Regions from separate parts of the Mus musculus genome. Here region 1 is linked to region 2. The links are chromatin loops, found by intact Hi-C in ENCODE. Cell type or tissue: left cerebral cortex. All regions are shown on one strand.

What was found. A loop is a pair of places that touch in the nucleus more often than their neighbours do. Peaks named below come from ENCODE experiments on the same cell type or tissue, not always from the same donor. Only the 100,000 strongest peaks of a DNase experiment are listed, where the experiment ranks them.
Region 1: a loop joins it to region 2, with 5 times the contacts of the local background. A loop is called at or near these places in 23 of 42 quality-filtered maps.

Annotation. Positions count from the first base shown.
Region 1 is chr3:89,959,786-89,967,785 of GRCm38, reverse strand. Atp8b2 (ATPase, class I, type 8B, member 2) reads left to right here and starts at 4,448. Exons shown (of 28, transcript NM_001081182.3): 1 at 4,448-4,629; 2 at 6,645-6,711. The coding sequence starts at 6,681. It also overlaps the pseudogene Aqp10-ps. In left cerebral cortex, CTCF peaks have their summits at 627 (motif pointing right) and 3,251; DNase peaks (open chromatin) are centred at 5,070, 5,400, 6,314, 7,101 and 5 more places; H3K4me3 peaks cover 4,423 bases; H3K27ac peaks cover 4,403 bases.
Region 2 is chr3:90,073,549-90,081,548 of GRCm38, reverse strand. It overlaps Tpm3 (tropomyosin 3, gamma), which reads right to left. Exons shown (of 10, transcript NM_001293748.1): 2 at 7,704-7,829. Among named protein-coding and RNA genes, the nearest start is that of Tpm3, 4.9 kb to the right of the region's middle. In left cerebral cortex, CTCF peaks have their summits at 1,883, 3,184 (motif pointing right) and 3,939 (motif pointing right); DNase peaks (open chromatin) are centred at 1,178, 1,984 and 3,948; H3K4me3 peaks cover 2,381 bases; H3K27ac peaks cover 1,834 bases.

The sequences.
Region 1 (8,000 bases), 110 kb after region 2:
CTCTCCATCCATCCCTTGCCTTCCCTCTCCCCACCAGCTCCTCACTCAGGGGTCCGTGGCCCAGGCTGTCACTAGTGAAGAAAACAAAGGCAACTTTTTTTTTTACCACCTGTCTGGCCAGCTCTCTGGCTGTTACAGTAGCGATCTCCGATCTCAGTGGTGTGCATGTGAATGAGTGACTGGGAACAGCCAGGTTCTTTTGGTGACTTTGTAGGCTTTATCCCCTGGAGCTTGGCCAAGTGTTCGGGACTGAGATATGGCTTTGGCTCATCCAGTCCCTCTCCTTCACCTACCTCACTCACTGTTCCTGTTCTTGACCCGACTCTTAACTCACTCAGGCAGAGATCTATGGCAGAGTGTTGGGGACAATTCTTCTGTGCCTCACATGGGCTCAGGACTTCATCAGCTTCTCTCTCTCTCTCTCTTTTTTAAAAGATTTATTTATTAATTTTATGTATATGAGTACACTGTAACTGTACAGATGTTTGGGAGCCATCATGTAACCACATGGTTGCTGGGAATTGAATTCAGGACCACTGCTCACTCCGGCCCCACTCGCTCCAGCCCCAAGATTTTTATTTATCATTATATGTAAGTACACTGTAGCTGTCTTCAGTCCCACCAGTAGAGGGCGTCAGATCTCATTTTGGATGCTTTGAACTCAGGACTGCTAAACCATCTCTCCAGCCCAGCCTGCTCTTAATACATGTATTAGAGTGCTAAGGTTGGGCCACCAGACAGTGTGCTGCAGGGGAGGCACTCCTTTTCAGGCATATTTTTTTGGAGGAGTGGGGTTCGAGACAGGGTTTCTCTGTGTAGCCCTGGCTGTCCTGGAACTCACTTTGTAGACCAGGCTGGCCTCAAACTCAGAAATCCGCCTGCCTCTGCCTCCCGAGTGCTGGGATTAAAGGCGTGTGCCACCACGCCTGGCTTCAGGGCTTCAGGCTCATATTTTGGTTTCACTGTATGATCCTGTGATCTTGGTAAATCACCTTTTTTTTTTAAGATTTATTTTTTTAATTTATTTTATTATATGTAAGTACACTCAGACACTCTAGAAGAGGGCGTCAGATCTTGTTACGGATGGTTGTGAGCCACCATGTGGTGGCTGGGATTTGAACTCAGGACCTTTGGCAGAGCAAAGGTCCTTGAATCAGGACCTTTGGAAGAACAGCCAGTGCTCTTAATCACTGAGCCATCTCTCCACTCTGGCAAATCACTTTTTAAAAAGTATATGTTTGGGTGTTTTGCCTGGATGTATGTCTGTGCAAGTACATGAGGTGTCCCAAAGAGGGCAACGGGTCCCTTGGACTGGAGTTACAGATTGTTTTGAGCTGCCATGCTGATAACCCCAGGTCCTTTCCAAGAACAACCAGTGCTCTTGATCGCTGAGCCATCTCTCCAGTTTTTGAGCCTTGTTTAAACTAAGTAATGGAAATAAGCATTGCAGGAGAAAGCATGGTGTTGTGACAGTGTTTGGCAGTGGTACCTAACACTGTCTTTCCCCTTTGATCTTGTGAAGGAGCCCACCTAAACCCAGCCTTTTCTCTGGCCATGTGCCTGGTGGGACGCCTCCCCTGGGCCAAGCTCCCCGTTTACTGCGTTGTGCAACTGCTGTCTGCTTTCTGTGCCTCAGGGGCCACTTACATTCTCTACTATGGTAAGAGAATGTGATCGGGGACAGTTGTGGGCAGAGGTGCCTTGCAAAGATGGAAACTCTGAGTGCCCCTCTCTCTTGAGGATGCCCTACAGAACTACACAGGTGGGAACCTGACAGTGACCGGTCCCAAAGAGGCAGCCTCCATTTTTGCCACTTACCCTTCCCCCTATCTGTCCCTGAACAATGGCTTCTTGGATCAGGTAAGTATGAGCAGAAGATATGGGAAAGTCCCGCACTTTGCCTTGTTTGTTGGGATCCCAGCTCGTTGTTCAGATTTTGGGTGGAATATGGGTTCATTCTACCTTGGTCCCGTAGCTTCTGCTGCACAGATGGCATAGAGGGGGTGGCACAGTGTGTTTGAGTGACAGAAGGCAAATGAAGCACCTATGTGTCACTTGATGGCTTTCCTTCGACCTCTGTCAACCTCAGGGTTCTGGGTACCTGGATGCTGATTGTGGGGCTGTTAGCGACCCTAGACAGACGGAATAAAGGAGCGCCTGCAGGTCTGGAGCCGGTGGTGGTGGGACTGCTGATCCTCACCATTGGACTATCCATGGGTGCAAACTGTGGCTTTCCACTCAACCCTGCCCGGGACCTGGGCCCAAGGATCTTCACTACTTTGCTGGCTGGGGCCCTGGCGTCTTCAGGTAGGAGACAGCTTCCCTTGGTACAGTCCTCCATTTACCCCTATTAATAGCTTTGTCCATGGTTCTCCAGATTCCTCCCCCCCCCTTTTTTTTTTGAGACAGGGTTTCACTATGTACCAGGCTGGCAGAGATCCCTCCATGTGCTGGGATTGAAGGCATGTGCTACCATGTCCAACCTGAGTTCTATCCACTTACATACTGCCCTTGTATTCTTAGAACAGTGTTCCTTCTTCAGCTGGCAAGTTCTCCCTTCCTTCATAGCTCTCCTGCATCCCCCCTCCCCCTTTTCATGCATATAGTAGGTTCAGAGGTGTCCTTGGGCATGCCATACTACTACTTTGGGCTTTAGTGACTCCATCCGTAAAAAAGTCTATTCAGTTTATTCTGCAAGACTAGAGGTTGGACTAAGTTCTGCTGGGGGTTGCTTCCTAAGTGCTTCCCATTCATGAATGTGAACCCATGCTCACTGTTGGATGTCATGACAGGAATAGTGTGAGGGCCTGCCTTACTAGTCCTGGCTTATGGGAAGAGGTGTGTCTAAGAGCCACCTCTGACCCCTCCCTTTGTCTTTCCATTACAGCGCTGGTAATGGCTGGTGGTGGGTGCCTCCAGTGGCTCCTATGGTGGGGGCCACCCTGGGCACAGCCGAATACCAGCTCCTGGTGGCTCTGCACCATCCTGAGGATTTAGAACCATTTCCAAAGGTGATGGCATCTCAACTCAAGGCTTCAGACTTGGTTACTCTAGCTCAGCTGGAGTGTAAGCTGTGACAAGGACCAATCTTATCCCACTCTGCAAGAGCACCATGAGCTGGCCAGCACGCAAGACAGATATTCTTTGTATTACTATGCCAGACTAGGACACTTCTGTTTACCACTCCTGAAGGACTCCAGACTGGTCTTCTACCCTGGGAGCTTCCAGGCACGCAGTTCCTTAAAGGAGCCGCCAGAGGGTGTGCACGCTGGCTTTGGGAAGGTTTCTAGAATCGGGTGGGTGGAGGGATCCTAGGATCCTTTGAGGGGTAGGGCCTGGGAGCTTCTCGAGAGAAGCTTGGTTTCCTCTACTCTCCCTTCTTCACTTTTTCGTCTTAAGACGAGGTCTCCCTATGGAGTACTGAAATCTTCTATGCAGACCATAACGGCTTTGACTTCAGCGTGTTACTCAACACACCTAACAAGAGTGAATCTTTTTTTTTTTTAATGGTTTTTCGAGACAGGGTTTCTCTGTATAGCTCTGGCTGTCCTGGAACTTTTTGTAGACCAGGCTGGCCTCCAATTCAGAAATCCGCCTGCCTCTGCCTCGGAGTGCTGGGATCGAAGGCGCACGCTGGGACCAAAGGCATGCGCCACCACGCCCGGTTTAAGAGTGAATCTTTTTAACAAACAAAACCCAGTTTAAGTTTGACTCGGAAGTGATGGAGCACGCCTAGGGTCTCTGAGAATTTCAGGCCTTTCAGAGCTACATAGTGAGACATCCCCTCCCACTGACTCAAAACAACAACAACAACACAACAAAACCACTCGTACTTTGTGGCATTAGGGATTTGATTTAGGGCCTAGGCAAGGGCTCTGCCTCGGAGCTATCTTCCTGTCTTCTGGCTGCCAGCTCGGGAAATCTCTACGTTTCCTACCTTTGGCCTGACAGGAGCGCCAACGACCTCAGATAGTTCTTCGAGGTGTGTGTGTCCGCGCGCGTAATATACCACCCAAGGGAATGTGGTAAGGGGCAAAGTCAACTACTTATCGTCAGGAGAACCAAGTGGAGAAACTGAGGCACAACTCCCAGTCAATGCATAGCTGTGCCTTTTCAGGAAGTGAAAGGCCTTGAGATGAGCCAGGGCGAGGAGGGAAGCACAGCAGAGACTTGGGCTAGAGAGAAGTGTGCTACGGGGCTTCTTCATCACTACTCCCGCATCAGGCTCCTCCCCGAAGATGGTTTCTGGCAGAGAAAGCAGCATTCGCTCGGTTTCTGGCTTCCAAAATAAAGCAGCAGCATCCCAGCGTCCTCCAGCCTCGCCGATTGTGTGCGTGTCCCGGCTGGAGCTTGGGACCCCCCCCTTCCCTACGCACCAAGATGGCGCACGCCGCGCCCCTCACCTCCCCAAAGCCCCTCCCGCCCCCCGCCCGTGGCCGCAGCCGTCACTTCCGCCCCGCGGCCGAAACTGACACAAAGTAGCGGGCCGGGGCCCCGGGGGGGTCAGGAGAGCCGGGCTGCTGTGGGGGGGCGGGAGCCTGCGGGCAGCGGAGCCGAGCGCCCCCGCCCCAGCCCCCGGCATGGGCCGGACGGGGCCGCCGGGCCGAGCGCCGCGCGCGGAGCGCTAAGGTAAGGCGCTGCCACCGTGGGGCCGGGGGTGTGGACCGGGAGGGTCGGCTCTGGGAGGCGCGGGCAGCGGTGCCACGGGGAGCGGCTGTGGGAGGCTGGAGAGAAGGGCTACCAGGATGGAGAGAACCGGTAGCTGTGCGCAAGCTGGGAAAATGGGGCCCCGAAGGGGCGTGCGGAGCTGGGGTGTGAGGAGTAACCTGGTGCCAGCCTTTAGGTGCCTAGAGAGGGAGTTTGGGGCTGATAGGATTTGTCCCGGGAAGGTGGAGGTCTCTCTGTGCCCCAGGAAAACCAAGGGTGCCAGGGATGTTAGCTTTGGGAGCTCAGAGCTGTGTGGTGGGTCCTGGATACTGTCCTTGGAGAGGGAAGGAAGGTGGCCTCCGGTATTATTGTTTTCTCCTGTCTCGTCTATCTGCTAGCTTCCCCTGAAAAGGCTCTTGGTTGGAAAGGAGCGGAGGCCAGACCCAGAGGAGGAGTCTTTTTTCCTTCGTGGAGCGCTGCCTCTTTCCCATGGCTGGCTATTTTTATCCCAGATGTGGCTGCAGAGGGGGCTGGGGTAGGGTGACGGGGCAAGGCGACGTGGCTGGTGGGCCTAGTCGGTTTAGAAAACCAGGATATCCTGAGAGGGGGACCTTGTTACTGCACCCCTCTCGAGGATTGGGGCCAAAGTTGTTCTCAGTCTCCCCAGGGTCCTAGAGGTAAAAGTACTTTCCTGATCTGTATCCAGACTTGACGCTTGATGGTCAGCTTGCTCCACTGTTAACTCTTTCCAAGAAGGAAGACCCAGATGTTAGGGCTAACGATGCTTGATAGCCTCCCACTCGAGTGGGGCTGGGTAGGAGCCAGCAATGCCCACCCTGCATCCTCTCCTTTAGCGTCTGGTTCCACACTCCACCCTCCCCGTGACTCATGCTCTAGATTGGGTGGAGACCCTGGCTGGGGCCCTGGAAGAGGGTTTGGCATCGCCAAATTGTTCATGAGGTTTTTCTTCCAGAGCCAAGGGGGCAGCCACTGTTGCTTGCCACAGTTGTGGAGAGTCAGGAGTGAAAAGGACTTAGTGCCCCTCAGGACTGTCTGCTCTGAGGTCAAGGAGGGAGTGCACATTAGTGAAGGGAGAGCGGGAGAGGATGGCTGGGCTAGGACCACAGTCAGTAATTACAGAGATTGGGCAGACAGGCAATTAGTATCTCTTGGGACTGACAGGCTAGAGGCAAGGGAACTAAGGAGGGGCAAGGCTTTCCATCTGAAGGAAGAGGAGTTTCCTGTGGCCTGGACTTACACCTTTTTAGGAGAAAGTACATGAGAGGGTGGGAGGAAGCAGAGGCTCTCTTGAGCCTGTTCTTAGTGTCATTCTGACTGGAGTAGACTCGGGGTGAGAGAGAATGGTGACCCCTTAGCAGGACTGGGAAGACCTCTCTGATGGCCCCAGAGGGTGGCTGGACAAGATTGAGAGGAAATGGTTTGAGGACTGTCTGCAGGAAGTGGTGGCCATGTGTCTGATGAGAACCCTCCTGGGGAGGAGGTGATAATGGAAGCCCCAGTAATGAAAGTAGGGGTGGGGACATTAGGAGCTTTCTAGAAGGGTGGAACATGGCCACCCTGCTTCCTGATGCTCTGCCAGGTGTTTCCTGGTTCCTAGCTCTCCACCCAACCCACTAGGGCACATTCTGCTTTCTAGTACCGGCAGCAGCTGTCATTGCCACTAGGACGGCACACGGGACAGCCATTGTTCCTCAGGTGGATACCTTGAGAGCTACGTCTCACTTGTTATATCTGGTCTCTTCTAGGCCCTTTCCCTATAGGCTCTGGCTTCTGTAAATTCTCAGTTCCCTCATGTTTTCCAGGACAGAGGGAAGGCCTCCCTTTTCTCTCAGGTTTTCATGTCAGTGCAGGAAGGTGAGCGTTAGTGGAGTTGGAGGAGGTGGGGAGGGCAGGGCAGAGCAGAGCTAGGATAGTTTTCAGAAGGCATCTGATGTGGGCAGTGAAGAATTCTGCGTGTGTCTGTTACTTTCTTGCAGGGTCTCCCATGGATTGCTGGAACCTTGCTGGGTGAGATGGCACTGTGTGCAAAAAAGCGCCCCCCAGGTAAGAGAGGCAAGAAGTGGGTCTCTGGGGGCATGATGAAAATGGCTGTTGTTATGACTGAGGGAGCCAAGGGAAGAGGAAGGACTAGTATGGTTCTGAGAAAAAAGGACTAGGCGTCCTGAGCGGGTAGTTTAAGAAGCTAAATTCATTTCATCCTTGGGCTGATGCTCGGCCGTGATTGCTAGTCACCAACCTCTTAACTCAAAAGCATCTGCAATACCTACTCTTTGGCCTGGGCTCTTGGGCTCTGGCCTCCTTTGCCTACCCACCGGAGTCCTCGGTTTCCCGCGGAAGGAGGGGTTGTCTGTGGGTTGAAAGCCGTTGTCCTGGACAACGCGGGCGGTCCGCTCTCCCGCATTGGCTGGGAGAGGGGGCGGGGCCATGCGCTGGCTTTCGCCTACGCGGCACTGGCAGGCTTCGGCTCTGCAGTGGGAGCAGGTGGGGCGGAGCCTGGGGCGTGGGCTCCAGGTCCGGGCCACTCGGAGCTCGCCTCAGTCCTGAGGTTCGGGAGCGGAGCTCCTGCAGAGCTGGTGGTCCCAGGCGCAGGTGGCCGTGAGGATGGCTTGGGCTGCGGGTGTCGCTCACGCCCAGCGGCCGGGGCTCCCCTCTGCGTGGCCGCAGCTCTTGCGCCTCCCTGGGGGGCCGCCCCGTAGGCGACGCTGAGGCCCAAGGACAGTCAATGCGCCTTTTAAAAACGGGATCATGACGGTCCCCAAGGAGATACCCGAGAAGTGGGCCCGGGCCGGGGCACCTCCCTCTTGGAGCCAGAAGAAGCCTTCTTGGGGGACAGGTAACGGGGAGGCAGAGTCTGGCAGCTCTCACAAATCTGTAGTTTCCCCCCTCTGACCTCCACATTCCCTTGTCTTTAGCCTCCCTTCCTCCAAAGGGCTCTTTGCGGGCCCTTTGGGACCCTCCTTTTTTCTTGCATGGTGTTTGGAGATTAGGGTCTCAGTAGGAAAGGGGACCCTTTGAGGGAAGTTTCTGGGTGTCAGATGTGTCATTTGTCTGGGGACTCTGTGGCCTGAGGTTTGTTACTGCATTGTGCTTGTTGGGGGAAGAGGTCTGGAATTCTGTCAGATGTAAGGTTGGGCAAGCTTACTGCGTAACCAAGTTACTGTCCCTTTTAAGTCTGAGGGGCTACCCTTCATCGGACACCTCTTATTCTTGGCCCTGGAGTTGGCCCTGCAGCGTGGAGTCTGCGGGGTTTAGGTTGAATGCTGCTAAATAAGGGTCACTAACAGTGATGTTCGCTTTAGAGGAAATACTTGTAAATGGTAGGAAAAAGGTTG
Region 2 (8,000 bases):
CCCTACCTACCCTAAACCACTCCCACACTTAGACATCAGCCTAACACTCTGCAGCACATGGCCAATTCTCTCCACCACACTCTCCATTTTCCCTTCTGAAGACTTCCTCATTTCTACAGCAATCTCACTAGACTTGATAAGGAGAAGTTGCAGGCATGCCAGGAGTGGCCAAGCAAGCCCACAGTAATTCCAGCACTTGGGAGGCTTATGCAGGACTGCTGGGAATGCAAATGGACACCCTGTCTCAAAACAACCATACTGGACGCCTATGGAAAGACAAGCTGTCCTCTCTATGCCCAGTTATAAAGCATTTTAATAAAGTTAAAACATTATCTTGGAAGGGAGCTGTGGTCTCCTTTTCCACACTCATCCCTTTTGCCCCCTCAAAAATAGTTACTCCTCAAATGAACATCAAAAGATTGAAAAGACACCAAAAGCAAGAGCAATAAAGAACTTCAAGCCCGGTGTGGTGGCACACGCCTTTAATCCCAGCACTCGGGAGGCAGAGGCAGGCGGATTTCTGAGTTCGAGGTCAGCCTGGTCTACAAAGTGAGTTTCAGGACAGCCAGGGCTACACGGAGAAACCCTGTCTCGAAAAACCAAAAAAAAAAAAAAAATATATATATATATATATATATGTATGTATATATAAAACTCCAGTAAGCCACTGAGTTCTTTTTCATTAGGTCCTAAGCAGGAATCCATTCATCCCACTAACACTTTCAGTTGAACAAAAACCACTGTACTGGGTTAACTGAGAAAACAGCCTCCCCCCCCCCCCCCGAAATCAGCAGCGCCACTCTCTAATCTGTTCCCATCCTCCAGTGTTCCAATCAGTCAGAAACCTTAAAACTGGCGTGGCATCTGACTCTCTGCTACACACTCCCTTATCAGCCAGCTTAGGAGGAATGTTCAAATTTGTACTGCTCACATTTCAGGCCTGAATCTGGCAGAAGTTCCTGCCTTCCAGGTCCTGATGGGCAGGGTCTAGGAACTTTGCTGGCTCCGACATTTGCTAACAACGGGCGAAGTAGCAGCTCCTCTCCCACTTCACAAGTGAGGGGCGGGAGTGCCAGTTAGTTAGGAAAGGTCCCCAGGCTCGAGGATGCGAGGAGGTGGCGCGGCCTTAAGCTCGACCAGTGAGGGAGGGAACCGCGCTTCCTCTCAGCCAACTGCTGGCTCATTTCCTGAGCAGGAGGAGGAGGGAGCGGAAAAGCCGCCAGTGGGCCAGGTCGGGGGCTTTCCGGCGGCTCCCACCTCCCACCCTCATTTTTCACAGGTTACGCTCGGCCCCTCCCAGCCCAGAGGAGCGCTCACTTCTACCCCTCAGACCGGAAACCTCAGGCGAGAGTAAAAGGTCCCCACCCTTCGCAGAGAAGTGGGGGAGGGAAAGGCCGCCGAGCCCCTCCCCTGACCGCGCCCGGCTCCGAGGGACCGAATGAATGAGCTGGGGGGAAAAAGGGAGAGGGCAGCCCGCGCCGCGCGGGGCTCGATTCTTTCCAGGGTCTAGCCTGCTCGCGTGAGCACTTAAGTTTCCTCCGCATCCGCTTACCGGGCCATCGTAATCGAGTCCCACCCAACCTTAGGACTCCATGACTAGTCCGGGTTTCCAAGGCTCCATGGAGCTGAGCACAGCAGAGGGACGCCGAGCCCTTCCCTGCTGCGCCTCGGCTCTCCGTGCGTACCTGCTCCCGGGCCCGCCTTTCTCCCTCCACTTCCCGCTGGAGGCGCTCGGCCCTTTCCTCCGCATCATCAGCTTGCTGCTGCAGAACCTGGATCTTGCGCTTTACCGCCTCGATGGTGGTGGTCCCGGCCATGGTGCCTACAAGCTGCTTCTGGAAATCAGGTTCCTACCTCCTCCGCTCGGCGTTGTAGCCGCTTTTCACCCTACTTCCGCCTGCTCCGCCCTGAAATACCGGAACTCACTCATACGCCGGGATGTGACGCCGCCGCCACCGCGCGTCCTCCCCCTGCCAAGCAGGCGGGAACGCAGTCCACTCGGGCAGCCCGCAGAAAGTGAAGGGTGGAGCCTCCCAGTAACCCTAGGCGACCACTCAGGGCCGTCTTTCCTTAGTCCAGTAAAGGGGGCGGGGTTTGGTAAGGCTACCATAGTAACTGAGAGGCGCTTCATAGTCTAGCCTCACCCACCAGGCTGTCTCGTAACAATGGCTGTCCCATTTACTAAAATGGTGCTGTCGTGAACACTTACGCAGTTGACCCCTCTCTTATCCGGTGCCTCCCTACCACTGCGTCTGCTCCCGCTCCGCAATTTAAAATATCCCATGTGCTTCCACTTCTACTCAGTCTAGGACAGATTCCAAAACCAGGTTCTGAGACAAGCCTAGACAGAAGACTCTAGCCTTCACCTTGCAAGGAGTCCCAGTGAGGTCCTTTGAAAATCTATTAGGAGGAGCTGTGGATATTGCTCAGTTTGTAAAGCACTAGCCAAGCACATTCGAAGCCCTGGGCTGAATCTCCAGGAGCACTTAAACTAGCCTAGTGGCACGTATCCATAAGTACCATTCGGTACTTAGTGGGTGAGACAGAAAGAGCAGAAATTCAAGGTCATCTTTGGCTACAGGGTGAATTTAAGGCTAGTCTGAGCTACATAAAACGCTGTCTCAAAACAACCCCCAAAACTGTTGAGACAGTTCTCTCCCATCTGGAAGTCAATAAAGGAACTACCAGATGGAAGAGATGGGCAAGTTGGCATTCTGTTAGGATCAGCTCGGGACTTAGGTGTTTTGTTTGAATATCAAGCTTCTCTCCTGTAGCTTTTGAGAGACTCCATACAAATGAGCAGTTAACATGTCACCCTCTTTGACCCCTGGAATGATTTAGGACTTGGTAATTTAATATCTGTGTGCAATCCCTCTTGTAGACAAGATATTTACACCTCTAACATATCCTTGGTGCAACAGCAAAACGATTGTGGAATCTCACCTCTAAATTGTAGTAACTTTCATTAGTTTTACTTTGGCTTTCAGGTACTCCAAAGAATGAGTTAAAAACTACTTCTACAGGACCTACCATTCAGGATTTCTGGAAGCACAACTATAAAGAGGTTTATTTTGTTTTCCCTTTGCTTCTCTAGGTCTTTTGTTTTGTTTTTTAAGATTCATTCATTTATTTATTTTACGTATGAGTGCTCTATCTACATGTGCACCTGCATGCCAGAAGAGGGCATCAGATTACATTATAAATGGTTGTGAGCTACCCTATCTTCGCTGGGAATTGAACCCAGAGCCTCTGGAAAAGCAGCCAGTGCTCTTGACCACTGCGCCATCTCTCTGGCTCCTGCTTCCCGAGTTTTTGTTTGCTTGGCTTTATTTTTGTGTTTTGCGATTGTATCTCAGGTGGTCCTGACTGGCCTCCAACTCACTTTTGTAATTTTGGGTGGTCTTAACCTCTGGGTCCTTCTGTATCAGCTTCCTGAGAACTGAAATTTCAAGTGTGAACTATCACATCTTTATTTCTCTGGATTTCTACTGCCTTCTCAGTAACTAACAATGACAAATCCCTCCTTTGATAAACCTCTTCCCTTCCCTTGAGAAATAGGATATAGAGAGGATTTAGAACTAAGAATATTAACTCGGGGCTGAGGATTTAGCTCTGTGGAGTCTCTGGGTTCAGAAAACACTTATATCTGGTTCTAGGTCTCAGGCTGTTCCTTTCTTTTGGGGAAAAAAAAAAGATTGCTGAACAATGAGACTATTCACAAAAAAAAAAAAAAACTTGAACAAACAATAATTTTCTCAGCAGCGTATCCTGTACACATTGATTACTCCCCACTTCCCCAGGAACTAAGACAGAAGACAAGGTTCTGGCATGCAGGAAAATTGTTTTGATGGCCTAAGTATTTCTCAAGCTTGTTTTGAGTTAAGTTTCATCAGAGGAGCTGCTGGTGAAAATTTTTATCATCTGAGTTCTGACCAGCAGGTGGCACTGTTGTACCTCCCTGAAACCTTAGACCTGCTCAAGGCCAATCAAAGTTGAGACAACACCAAATTGCATTCCAGAGGCCGGTTCCTTTGTACAGATAATCTCCTTGTGATCTAGGGAAGCAGATGAGTTGACTCCCGGTAGCTTTCAGAGGCATGATGGATTGGCAGCCAGAAGACCAACCAGGGCTATTGTTTTCCTAGTGACAAACAATGCAGCATACCAACAGGTGTCTGTGACCATCCCTGTCTCCTATTTCCTCATCCTTCCCAACACTTGTTCCTAAAAAAAGGGTGTTGTGACTCTTGTGTCCAGAGTCCCACCCCTTGCATTCCTCTTTCTCCTATTTGTCCCTAAACAGCTTCTAATTTCATCTTGGCTTAAGAGCATCTTATGGCTGGGATGGTGACCTGCCGCACAAACCTGAGGAACTGAATTGAGTTCCCCAGCATGCACAGAAGAGCCAGCTGTGGCTCTGCGCATCTGCAATCCCAGCACTGGGGGAGGGGCAGGGGAACAGAAACAGGCAGATCCCAGGGCTTGCTGGCCAGCTGGCCTCAGTGAGAGACCCTGGCTCCAAAAACAAGACGGACAGATATACAGGAAGGCATCCAATGCCTATCTCTGCCTCCAGACCCTCACAGGCAAGCACACACATATAAACAATACACACACACAAGGATCTTACACATGGTTACACAAAATATAAATACGTTCTTACTGTCAGCAGAGTGTAGCATAAACATGGTTAAAATTGCATATTTTGGGGCTGGAGAGATGGCTCAGTGTTTAAGAGCACTGACTGCCCTTCCAGAGGTCCTGAGTTCAATTCCCAGCAACCACATAGTGGCTCACAGCCATCTGTAATGGAGATCTGAAGCCCTCTTCTGAAGTATACTCACATACAAGAAATAAATAAGTCTGAAAAACAAAACAAAACAAAAACCTGTGTATTTTGTGTATGTATATTTTGCTACAACTTAAAACTATAACAGTAGCTAATAAACTCTGGGAAGAAAAAACAGGATTGGGCTGACCTTGCCACACCAGTGCCCTCTCTTTGTTCAAGCAGCCCTAAAAAAATCCCACACATTCAGGAAGGCTTCTCAGATAACCAAACTACTAGTGTAGACACGTAGCAGTTGGCTCCCTCATTCCTGTTTACTTATTTATTAATCTCAAGGTCGGAGGCTAAGCTGTTAGCCCTTTTTGTATTAGACAGAGCACCCTCTCCACAATGATGCACACATTCCGATCTTCGTTCTCTAAGTAAACCTCAGCGCTCTTCCCTGGTCCATGCTCTTCTCAGCTCCTACAGACACCCTCCTTGCTTTCTTGTTCTCTTCAAAGCAAAGGTCAGCAAAGTTTTAGTAAAGGGCCAGATGGAATGTCTGGCTTACAGGTCATGTGGACTCTATAGCAGTTATTTTATTGCACAGGAAAAAAAAAAAAACACTAGACATGTGTTCTCATAATACTTTACTTCCAAAACCAGTCTGTGGCAGGCTTAGCCCACAGGTGGTACTTGGAGAAAAGATGCCTTTCTTCCTGCTTCTGTTTCAACAAATTTCCCCCTCTTTTTTGTTTATTTGTTGTAGTTTTGTTTTGTTTGAAACAGATTCTCTCTCTATAGCCATAGCTGTTCTGGAACTCACCATGTAGACTAGGCTGTCCTCAAACAAAGATCTGCCTGCCTCTGCTGCCCTGCCCAGTCAATTTCTTGTTCTTGTATGGATCAATGAGAGGTACTTACTGAGTATGTGAGAAGGTAACAAAGGAGACAGGAGTAAGTTGAGGATTTAAAATAAGACAAAATTTTACATATTTAAATTTTTTTAGCCAGGTAGTGCTGGAACAGAGAGGGAGCAGCTTGTACCGGACAAGACTTTTAGACACTGAGGCTGCCTTTAGTGCTTGTCACCAGATTTGCATCACTAATCTCTGGTATTGTATATTCTAACACTCACTACACTGAGACTTTGAAAGAGGACAGCCTGGGCTAAAGAATGGCTCGGCGGGTAAGAGCACTGACTGCTCTAACAGAGGTCCTGAGTTCAAATCCCAGTAACCACATGGTGGCTCACAATCACCCATAATGAGATATTATACCCTCTTCTATCTGAAAACAGCTACAGTGTACTTATATCTAAATATTAGTAATAATAAATAGTTATATATAGTAAATTAATCTTGTTTTGTTTTGTTTTGGTTTTGGTTTTTTTTTTGTTTTTTGTTTTGTTTGTTTGTTTGTTTGTTTGTTTTCAAGACAGGGTTTCTCTGTATAGCCCTGGCTGTCCTGGAGCTCACTTTGTAGACCAGGCTGGCCTCGAACTCAGAAATCTGCCTGCCTCTGCCTCCCAAGTGCTGGGATTAAAGGTGTGCGCCACCACGCCCGGCTGTTTTTTGGTTTTTTTTTTGTTGTTTTTTTTTGAAACAGTGTTTCTCTGTGTAGCCCTGGCTGTCCTGGAACTCACTCTGTAGACCAGGCTAGCCTCAAACTCAGAAATCCGCCTGCTTCTGCCTACCAAGTGCTAGGATTAAAGGCGTGCGCCACCACTGCCCAGCAAATAAATACATCTAGAAAATATATTAGAAAAAAAAAAAAAAAGAAAGAAAGAGAAGAGCAGATGCCTCCCAGCAAAGACTGAACGTGAGCATCTAAATGCGTCCGTCGGGAGTGATCCACTCTGTCCTTTAAGCTGTTTTCCAAAACCAAACATGATTTAAAATAACATCAGCTTCTAGTTTTCTCCTCACCTGGATGCTGAGAACTGTGTATGATATGCCTGTGTAACTGACATATCCTTTTGTTGTTTTTGTTAAAACCCCTATGGGCTAGGTAAATGTAGCTGGTTGGAGGGCTGAATTTAATCCCCAGCACCCCAAATAAAAAATAAACCATCCTGTGGTACTTTTCTTCAAAGCAGATGTCCTATATAGTCTTGTGTTTCTCTTTGCAGCAAACGTCAGTGTTGGAAATGAAGGAAAGTGGGTACCAAACTGTAGTAGGAGGTGGGCAGAGGCAATTCATTTTCGTTTTAAGAGGGGAAAAGGCTCTTAAGAACTATGTAATTTATTCAGGGCTGTAGAGTAAGATCTAGGGGTACTGCCTTAGCCTGCTTCCCAGTTTCTGTTATAGTTCACCCTTGATACGTCACTGCTCTCCTATGATCAGAGTTCTCTGTAGCATCTCTATGGCATAAAGGCAGATGTCCACCTTGGCTAGGACAAATAAACCCATATAGGGCCAAGGTCAGTGTGACCTCCATTTTCTATTGTGAAATCTAAGCTGGCTTTCTTGGGTAACTGAGAGATGAGAGGCTCCCTATTAATACACACATGCACATGCCAAACCTTGTACACAAAAGCTAAGAATGTGGCATGGGGGGGTGGGGGAGTGGATACCTGAGAGCATGCATCTGGATGTGGAGGCCCCTCCTTTGTCCAGGTTCTGGAAAAGGTCATTAGATTACTGCGAAGGAGGTTGAATAGTGCAGAAATGAGATCTCTCTCTCTCTCTCTCTCTCTCTCTCTCTCTCTCTCTCGTGCATGTGTGCTAGTGTAGAACCCAGGGATCCATGCACGTTAGGAAAGCATGCTGCCACTGAACTATGCCCTCAATCTCAACATGTCTTTGAGTAAGAAAGTATACCCCAACAGAAGAGCATGCCAGCGCATTGTCATGTGCAAGAGTATTATGTTGGCATATGTCCCCACAGTCTATGGGTAAGAAGGCAAATAAGCCATCCCCCAATACTCACGTCGGCTGCCTTCTTCTCTGCTAGCTCCAGCTTCTCCTGAGCATCCTTTAAAGCTTCCGAATACTTGTCCAGCTCATCCTCTGTCCCTTTCAGCTTCTTCTGCATGGTTGCTAGTTCATCCTCTAGCTGGAGCCAGAGCCCAGAGAGTAACACACAAAGACATAAACACAACAGTGTATACTTGGACTCCAAAGAGCACTGAGCCCAGCCCCAGGAGAGACACACTTCTTCAGCCATGCTCCAGGCATCAGGCTATGGCTTCACCTCAGACCCTATAATGTCTGGCCCCAAGGTGAC